Regions from separate parts of the Homo sapiens genome. Here region 2 is linked to region 1. A link is an interaction called in ENCODE POLR2A ChIA-PET data of the cell type or tissue named here. Cell type or tissue: B cell. All regions are shown on one strand. Links, peaks and the distances in the headings refer to the core of each region. The heading gives the core; the rest is flanking DNA.

Evidence for each region. Peaks named below come from ENCODE experiments on the same cell type or tissue, not always from the same donor. Only the 100,000 strongest peaks of a DNase experiment are listed, where the experiment ranks them.
Region 2: POLR2A ChIA-PET joins it to region 1 with 6 read pairs; 5 of 35 experiments call an interaction of 5 or more read pairs at or near these places.

The regions. Positions count from the first base shown.
Region 1 is chr14:102,534,550-102,539,366 of GRCh38, reverse strand. No RefSeq gene overlaps it. Among named protein-coding and RNA genes, the nearest start is that of MIR4309, 2.7 kb to the left of the region's middle. In B cell, for the core only: no CTCF peak of the experiment used is centred there; no DNase peak of the experiment used is centred there.
Region 2 is chr14:101,774,506-101,779,322 of GRCh38, reverse strand. The region is part of intron 2 of PPP2R5C (protein phosphatase 2 regulatory subunit B'gamma); the gene reads right to left. Among named protein-coding and RNA genes, the nearest start is that of PPP2R5C, 15 kb to the right of the region's middle. In B cell, for the core only: no CTCF peak of the experiment used is centred there; DNase peaks (open chromatin) are centred at 2,732 and 3,112; H3K4me3 peaks cover 526 bases; H3K27ac peaks cover 977 bases.

The DNA.
Region 1 (4,817 bases), core at 261-4,260:
GATGAGGACACAGGAGCCCCATGGAGCTCACCCCCAGCCTGGCCTTCCCAGAACAGAAAGATGGCGGCCCCCAGGAGGCCCTCCTGGCCCTGGCCCGGGTCGGCTGAGGGCAGGGCCTGGTGACAGTTTCCGGTGTGTCCTCCGCAACAGCCTTCTCAGGCTCTCACCCTCACCCCACCCCAGAGTCTCTGTACACCCCTGCTTGGACAGCTGGGGGGCACATAGAGCATGACTCCGGCCCACCAGGGCCAGGGTGGGGGCTGCACCCCAAATGCCTTTGGCCTGAGTCCTCTAGCGGTTGGGAGGAGCCACCCTGACAGGGGCATCAGGTGATGTCCTAATTGCATCCAGTTAGGATCCAGTAGGCCTCAGTGGGCCCCAATAGCAGCTGGGGCCAGGCCTGGAGGAGGGGATCTGAGCCCTGGGCCGGCCGGGCAGCTACGCAGGACTCTGCGGGGCCGGGCATGGCCTGGCGTTTCACACGACCCAGTCCCATCCCTGGGCCTCAGTCTTCTGTGTGTGGAACAGGAACACCCCCTTGAGGGCTGTGGTGAGGACCCGATGATACTGGCGAAGTGCCCTGGGCCCAGCTGGCCCTCCTGTCTTGGTCCCGGGGCATGGTGGGAAGGGAGCTGGGGGGCAGAGTGTGGCAGGGTCATCCCCCTCCTGACTTCCTGGCGTGGCATTGAGTTGGGAAAGGTTGCAAAGGGGTGAGCTCTCCTGAACTGGTGGCCCAGGCAGCTGGGGAGGGGCAGCACAGCGCAGAGTGCCCCTGCTGGGTGCTGGGTGGGGCACCAGTGTCCAGAACGCTCAACACAGCCCTCCCCTTGGGGCTGCAAGGCCCCCACCCCATATTAGCCTGGCAGCACTGGGGATGTGGCACCAACACCTTCCAGTGGAAGTGTCTGTGACGGGAGGTGAAGGCTGGGTATTTAAACATCTGGAACCAGCTCTGAAGGCCAGGCCCGCTGTGGGGGGTTTGGGTTCCAGCCAGCCGCGCAGCGTGGGAAGGATCACAGCAGTGTGGGCCAGTGGAGAGCGGTGGCTGGCTCCAAGTACAGATTCTGCCTCAGTTTCTCCATGGGTGTCTTGGGGGCTGGTCTTCCTCAGCCCCAGCTGCCTGCCCTTCTCGCCCCCCCACAGCTCATTTCTGCAGGTGGCCCTCCCTCCAGCCCCGGCTGGGCCCCTTCCCTGTGGCTGAGTTACCCCCGGCCTGCCCCTGCCAGTGGGGCTCCTGCTCCCACGGGGGCATCCTTCACACATTTTTTCCCAAACCGCCCCTCTCCCGCGTCATCACAGCTCCTTGGATTTACATCGGCCAGAGCAGCAGGCCTGGGCCTCCTGTTCACCAGCCATCCCTGTCACTGAAGCTGGTGTGCCCTGGGGCAGGGTCAGGGATGTGGCACAGAAGGCTGCCCGGCAAGTGCCTGAGGAAAGAGGGAAAGTCTGAATGCACAGAAACAAACACATCAACAGATGCTATTCACAGCTCACGAGAATCCCATGATATCCCCATTTACAGAAGTAGTGGGCACAGAGAGGTTAAGCAACTTGCCTGGAGTCACACAGCCTGGAAGTGGCAGAGCTGGGATTTGAAGTCAGATGAGTGACAGCCTTCAGCAGCAGGCCCTTTCCCTGAAAAATGGGACCTCCTGGAGGCTGGATAAGGCCTCAGTGGAGACACTGTGGCCCTCACAGCAAGTCTGACAGACACACAAACAGAGACTTCAGGTCTTGCCCTGGGAGGAGAAGGAGCTGGCCCTGCTTCCTCTCCTGCCTGGGGAAGGATGTGCACACACCAGGAAGCCACCAAGAGGGGCTCAGATCCCAGCAGGTTTGCCCTTGGCCTGGGCCCCAGACCCCCCTGTGGTCCTAGGTCTGAGGACCTGCCTGGGGACAGGGCTGGGCCGCTGGTCCCAGGGCCTTGCAGCCCCAAGGGGAGGGCTGTGTTGGGCATCCTTGAAACTGGTGCCCCACCCAGCACCCTGACGTACTCCCCTGGGGGTCAGCTCTCCACAGCAGCTGAGGTTGGAGGGCTTAGGGGCCCCAGAAGTGCCTTGCCGGTCAGTCACCCTCAGAGCACCAGGGAGGACTCTCCCAGGAGCTTATTAGAAATGGAGGGTCCAGCCGGGCGCAGTGGCTCACACCTGTAATCCCAGCACTTTGGGAGGCCGAGGCGGGAGGATCACGCGATCAGGAAATCAAGAACATCCTGGCTAATACGGTGAAACCCAGTCTCTACTAAAAATACAGAAAATTAGCCAGGTGTGGTGGCAGGCGACTGTAGTCCTAGCTACTCGAGAGGCTGAGGCAGGAGAATGGCATGAACCCGGGAGGCGGAGCTTGCAGTGAGCTGAGATCGCACCACTGCACTCCAGCCTGGGTGACAGAGCGAGACTCCATCTCAAAAAAAAAAAAAAAAAAAAAAAAAAGAAATGGAGGGTCCTGGCCAGGCACCGTGGCTCACGCCTGTAATCCCAGCACTTTGGGAGGCCAAGGCGGGCAGATCACAAGGTCAGGAGTTCGAGACCAGCCTGGGCGACATGGTGAAACCCCTGTCTCTACTAAAAATACAAAAATTAGCCAGGCATGGTGGCGCAGGCCTGTAATCCCAGCTACTCAGGAGGCTGAGGCAGGAGAATCACTTGAACCTGGGAGGCAGAGGTTGCAGTGAGCCGAGATTGCGCCACTGCACTCCAGCCTGGGCAACAGAATCGAAACTCCATCTCAAAAAAAAAAGAAAGAAAGAAACAAGCCCCTGAACTCTGCTCCCTCTCCTGTCTCCAACTCACGAGGAGGAGCAGGCAGGCTCGTGGCTTATCTGCAAGGCTGTTGTAGTCGGGCGGGTCGGGGGACATAGGGTAATCCCTCCAGCGTCCTATCGATGTCCCTGGTCACCCTCCGCAGTGATTGCACGAAGAGCTTTCACTGAGCACTCCAGCTGTCCCGAGAGCTGTCAGGGGATCTCACCTGCTCAGGACTCCTCGTTTTGCAGTGGAGGAAAGTGAGGCACAGAGAAGTTATGTAATTTGTCTAGAAGTATGTAACACAGCTGGCATGCATAGGAGCCGGGATTCGAACCCAAGCCATCAGGCCCAGAACCCCTGCTCTTAACCATGAAAGTTATATGTCTTCTTGTGTAAAACAGCTGGAGCCCCCATCACGCGACAGGGAGAATGGCCATCTTTCTTCCCTGGGTCCTACAGGAAGTCCAGGCACCCCAGGGGCTTCCTCCATTCTGAAGAAAGACTAGGAAAACCTCTGTCCCAGGACACCCTTCTCTGCCGCCCACTGCCCGGCTGCTGGGGCTGCCTCACTGAGGTAGGTGTCAAGGGCACAGGAGGGGAGGGGTGCTCCCAGGGCCTGGCTGCCAGGGAATTTACATGCCCTAGAGTCACAATGCTTCATCTGGCTGGGAGCAGTGGCTCACGCCTGTAATCCCAGCACTTTGGGAGGCCGAGGCAGGTGGATCACGAGGTCAGGAGATCGAGACCATCCTGGCTAACAGGGTGAAACCCCGTCTCTACTAAAAATACAAAAAATTAGCCGGGCGTGATGGTGGGCGCCTGTAGTCCCAGCTACTTGGGAAGCTGAGGCAGGAGAAGGGCATGAACCCGGGAGGCAGAGCTTGCAGTGAACTGAGATCACGCCACTGCACTCCAGCCTGGGCAACAGGGCGAGACTCCATCGCAAAAAAAAAAAAAAAAAAAAAGAAAGAAAGAAAAAAGGAAAAAACAAGGCTTCATCTGCCCTTGCTGAAGTCTCCCCTTCCCCAGCACTCCCTCCACAGGCCTGGATCACAACCACATCCCCCTGCAGTTTCCCCAGTGCCTCTCCCCTCCCTGCCTGCCCCTCAGAGGGGTCAGGGCAGCAAGTAGCCTTGCAGGAAGGAACAGGGTGGCCTGGGGGCTCCTAGAGAGTCTCCCCCGAGCCACAGACTATCCACTCCAGCAAGGCATCCAGGCTCCCGTGTCACCAGAGGACAGATCGTTTTTTGTTTGTTTGTTTGAGACAGAGTCTTGTTCTGTCACCCAGGCTGGAGTGCAGTGGCGCAATCTCAGCTCACCGCAACCTCTGCCTCCTGGGTTCAAATGATTCTCCTGCCTCAGCCTCCCGAGTAGCTGGGATTACAGGCATGCGCCACCACGCCTGGCTAATTTTTGTATTTTTAGTAGACACGGGGGTTTCACCATGTCGCCCAGGCTGGTCTCGAACTCCTGACCTTGTGATCTGCCCGCCTCGGCTTCCCGAAGTGCTGGGATTACAGGCGTGAGACAAAACACCTGCCCCCCCCCTTTTTTTTTTCTCTGAGATACAGTCTCTGTTGCCCAGGATGGAGTGCAGTGGTGCCATCTCGGCTCACTGCAACCTCCACCTCCCGGTTCAAGTGATTCTCCTGCCTCAGCCTCAATAATAGCTGGGATTACAGGCACCTGCCACCATGCCCAGCTAATTTTTGTATTTTTAGTAGATATGGGGTTTCACCATGTTGGGCAGGCTGGTCTCGAACTCCCGACCTCAGGTGGGCCCACCTCAGCCTCACAAAGTGCTGGGATTACAGGCTAAGCCACCGCGTCTGGCCCAGTTTTTTTGTTTGTTTGCTTTTGTTTTTGAGACTGAGTCTCACTCTGTCGCCCAGGCTGGAGCGCAGTGGCGCGATCTTGGCTCACTGCGAGATCTGCCTCCTGGGTTCATGCCATTCTCTTGCCTCAGTCTCCCGAGTAGCTGGGACTACAGGTGTCCGCCACCACATCTGGCGAATTTTTTTTTTGTATTATTAGTAGAGACGGGGTTTCACTGTGTTAGCCAGGATGGTC
Region 2 (4,817 bases), core at 496-4,495, 760 kb after region 1:
TGTCTGCTTCTACAAAGAGATTCTGAGCTTGTTGAGAGCATGGACACATCTCATGTCCCCGTTATCTGCCAACACTCAGGCAGGCTCCGGAGCTTGCTGCGTCTCCTTCACACAGTCACTGTCTCTCACGTCCTTAATTCCAGCCTTCACACAACCACTTCCATGCACACTTGATGTTCCAGCAATACCAAACTACTTGTCCTCCCAGACAAAACCTAGTTTTGTATGTCTTTTCAGATACTTTATTTTTATTTTTAATTTTTTTGAGACAGGGTCTGTCTGTCACTCAGGCTGGAGTGCAATTGCACAACCACAGCTCACTGCAACCTCAACCTGCTGGGCTCAAATGATTCTCCTCCCTCAGCCTCCTGAGTAGCTTAGTCTACAGGCACTCACCACCACATCTGGCTAATTTTTGTATTTTTTGTAGAGACAAGGTCTCACTATGTTGTCCAGGCAGGTCTTGAACTCCTAAGCTCAAGCAATCCAATCTGCTGTGGCCTCCCAAAAGTGCTAGGATTACAGGTGTGGTGAGCCACCGCACCCAGCCTTGGATCTTTTAAAAGTGCATCTGGCTCAAGGTAGTATGATACTGGCATAAGGACAGACATACAGATTGATGGAATAAAATTGAGAGCCAAGCCCATTCACCAGGGAAAGAACAGCGTCTTTAACAAATGATGCTGGGACAACTGGAGAGCCATATGGACAAGAATAAAGGTGGATCCCCCCTCACACCACAGGAAAAAAACGATTTCAACATGAATCACAAACCTAAACAGAAGAGCTGAAACCACACAACTCTTAGAAGAATACAAAGGTAAAGCTTCATGACCCTGGATTTGATAATGGTTTCTTAGCTATGACACCAAGGGTGCAAGCAACTAAAAAGAAAACAGATAAACCAGACTTCATAAAAATTAAACATTTTTGTGCAAAGGATACTATCAAGAAAGTGAAAAAACCCACAGAATGGGAGAACATATTTGCAAATTATATAAGGGTCTAGTATCCAGAATATGAAAAGAACTCTAACAACTCAATAACAAAAAGAAAACCCGATTAAAAAATGGGCAAAGGACTTGAACAGGCATTTCACCAAAAAAGATATACAAATGGCCAAACAAGCACATGAAAAGATGCTCACCACCTTTAGATGTTAGGTAAATGTAAATGAAAATTACAATGACATACTACTTCACACCTGCTGGGATACCTATTCTTTTTCAAACTGAAAAATAACTTGTTAGCATGGCCAGGCACCATGGCTCATGCCTCTAACCCCAGCACTTTGGGAGGCTGAGGCAGGAGGATTGCTTAAGCCCGTAAGTTCAAGACCAGTCTGGGCAATATAGTGAGACCCCTTTTCTACATTAAAAAAAAATAGCCAGGTATGGTGGCATGCACCTGTAGTCCCAGCTACTCAGGAAGCTGAGGCGAGAGGACAGCTTGAGCCCAGGAGTTCAAGGCTGCAGTGAGCCATCATTGTACCATCGCATTCCAGTCTAGGTGACAGAATGAGACCCTGTCTCAACAAAAAACAAGGGTCATAAAGGACGTGGAACTACAATTGGAACCCTTGTATATTGCTGGTGAGAATGTAAAATGGGGCAGCTGATATGGAAAACAGTTTGGTGGTTCTTCGGCAAGTTAAACATAAAATTACCATCCAAAGCCAGGTATGGTGGCTCAAGCTTGTAATCCCAGCACCTTGGGAGGCCGAGATGGGTGGATCACCTGAGGTCAGAAGTTTGAGACCAGCCTGGCCAACATGGTGAAACCCCATCCCTACTAAGAATACAAAAATTAGCCGGGCATGGTGGTGCTTGCCTGTAATCCCAGCTACTTGGGAGGCTGAGGCAGGAGAATCGCTTGAACCCAGGAGTTAGAGGTTGCAGTGAGCTGAGATGGCGCCACTATACTCCAGCCTGGGCAACAGAGCGAGACTCTGTCTTAAACACACAAACAAAAATGACCATCCATATGACCCAGCAATCTCACTCCTAGGCATATACCCAAAAGAACTGAAAACAAGTGTTCAAACAAAAATCGGTACACAATGTTCACAGCGCATTATTCACAATAGCCAAAAGGTAGAAACAACTCAAATATCCATCAACTGATGAAATGAAATGTGCTATATCCAAACAATAGAATATTAGCTATAAAAAGGAACGAGCGTTTGGGAGGCCGAGGCGGGCGGATCACGAGGTCAGGAGCTCGAGACCATCCTGGCCAACATGGTGAAACCCTGTCTCTACTAAAAATACAAAAATTAGCTGGGCATGGTGGTGTGCACCTGTAGTCCCAGCTACTCGGGAGGCTGAGGCAGGAGAATTGCTTGAACCCGGGAGGTGGAGGTTGCAGTGAGCCGAGATCACGCCATTGCACTCCAGCCTGGGCGACAGAGCAAGACTCCATCTCAAAAAAAAAAAAAAAAAGGGAATGAGGTATGACGCACGCTACAACATGGATGGACCTTGAAAGCATTCTGCGAAGTAAAGGAAGCCAGACACAGAAGGACAAATATTGCATGATTCCATTTCTATGAACTATTCAGAATCGGCACATCTACAGAGAGCAGACTGGTAGCTGCTAGAGGCTGGGGGAAGGGGAGTGAGGAGTGACTGCTGGTGGGAATGGGGCTTCCTTTTAGGGTGAGGAGGACTTTCTGGAATAGGTGGTGGAGAGGGCTGCACGACCCGCTGAGCATCCTTGAGTCTTCTGGGCTTATGGTGAGAACAGCAAGGGCCCCACGAAGACAGGGAGACACACACGCTTTGGGAGGATCAGCTGTTCTCAGTACAGAGAAGGCATTAGTGTTGGCTGAATAGGAAGTGAGAAACAACAGGTGTGCTTCCTCAGTTTAAGTGTTTACTCCTAAAATAAAAACTGGGTATCTATCTTAAAATGATAAGAAATCGCAGTAAAAAGGTATGATACTGTTTAGCGATCTGGTTTGGGCAACATCTAAAAAAAAAGGACTTGATTCTTCCCCTTTCGCCCTCTTCTGGAATGCTGGTTACAGGGAACTCACTCAGTGAGGGGAGAGATGACCTAGAATTTACTTTGGCCTCTTGATGTCTGGCTTAATGATGGGAAATTATTTTTCAAACTCAGTATTATCTGTCAAACCCAAATCAAAATAGTCGGCCCTTCCCTTCAGTAGAAGCCACTGAAAGTCGGTGGTCCCAGAGGGTTCCAAGCGAGCACTGTGGCCTCCACGTGTCTGAACAGTGGCTGCACACGAGCACCAGCTGCATTTTCTAGGAGGAAGGCGGGGGTGGAGTGGGGGGGGGGCACAATCTGAAATGCTATTTGAGACACTTGTCGGCCACTCAAATGGAAGCTACGGGAATAAAGAGGAAGTCGTTCCCTCCCCTTCCCAGAGCCTCTCCACTGAACAGACACGGGGTCCCTGGGGGAGGATGTGTCTTGCTGTGAGGATCTGGGATTCTGGAGTCTCTGGCTGGGGGAAGGAGGTGGTGGGGGTGTCTGGAGACAAGGAAAGATGAGGTGGCCAGTCCACATGGCAAGGCAAGGTGTTGCCCAGAAGGGCCTTGAAATTATGCAGGAGTTCAGGTTCCTAGCCAGGGTAGGTGGACTGCTGGCCCTGGGCCCAGCCCCACTGCCAGGCCCACAGGGAGGTACAGAGGCAAAGGGTGTTACCTGCCTCAGTGGTACATGGTCCTCTCCCAAGTCTTCCCAACAAGCATGGCTGCACTTCCTCAGGTAGAGGAAACAAGATGCCAGAGGTGTCCCTCACGCTCAGGGACAACGCCCCATTAGTTTCTAACAGAGACACAGCAAGCCCGAATGTCCAAGTGCCCTCACACCCCACAACCTTCCGTGCAGCCAGGCAACAGCACCCCAGTATATTGGGAGTAAAAGGCAATCTGTGCAGCAGATACATGGAAGTCTATTAGTTTCTCTACTTTGAAATATTTCATGGAAACAGCAAAATGGGCAACTGGATTTGTGACAAAGCCTCTCTCCTAGATGTTTTATCATATAAGGGATTTACCAAATGAAACAAGCAGCTCTTTCCCTTCATTTAAACACTGCAATTCTCAAAATTCACAACTAGATATAAGATATTTATTGTTCAGTTGGGCAGGGCCGAATCACTGATCTCTCAGTATCTCTTAGATGGTGAATAGAGTCAAACAAAAAAGATACCTCTTCCACAGACCATGGCTAGTACTGGTTTCAGATACAGGCCCAGGGACCAATACTAGCAGCTTCTCCAAGTGCTGAACCCGATTTGGATTCCAGTAGGCCGCGGCTGGGAAGCCACAGCCCATGAACCACATCTGGCCTCCTGGTTATTTTTGTAAATCAAGTTTTACTGGCATACACTCACGTCTGTTTATCCACCTGTTGTCTGTGGCTTCTCTCTTGCTGCAACAGCAGAGTTAAGTAGTTGCAGTAGAGACCACGCGCCCCCTGAAGCCTTGAATATTTACTATCTGGCCCTTTACAGAAAAAGGTTTACTGATTCTCGTGCCAGGACAACAATTTCTGGATGAGAGGAAGAAATAAAGGAAAACAGGACAGATTTCCCTGATCAAGGTCGATGATGCACTCACAATCAGCAAACCTCCTGAGCCTGCCTTACAAGTGAGAGTGAAGGAAGAGGCAAGTTACGACCTCCAGTAATAAAAAGATTTGCGGAGGCAGTCACTGGTGCATCTCAGCATAGCAATATTCAACAGATGCAACTTCCATCTGGCAACCACAAAGCAGCGTGGGGCTGGAGGGAGAAAGCAGGTGCTCTGTCCCTACAGAATCCCCCCGAGGCCACGCACTCAGAGACT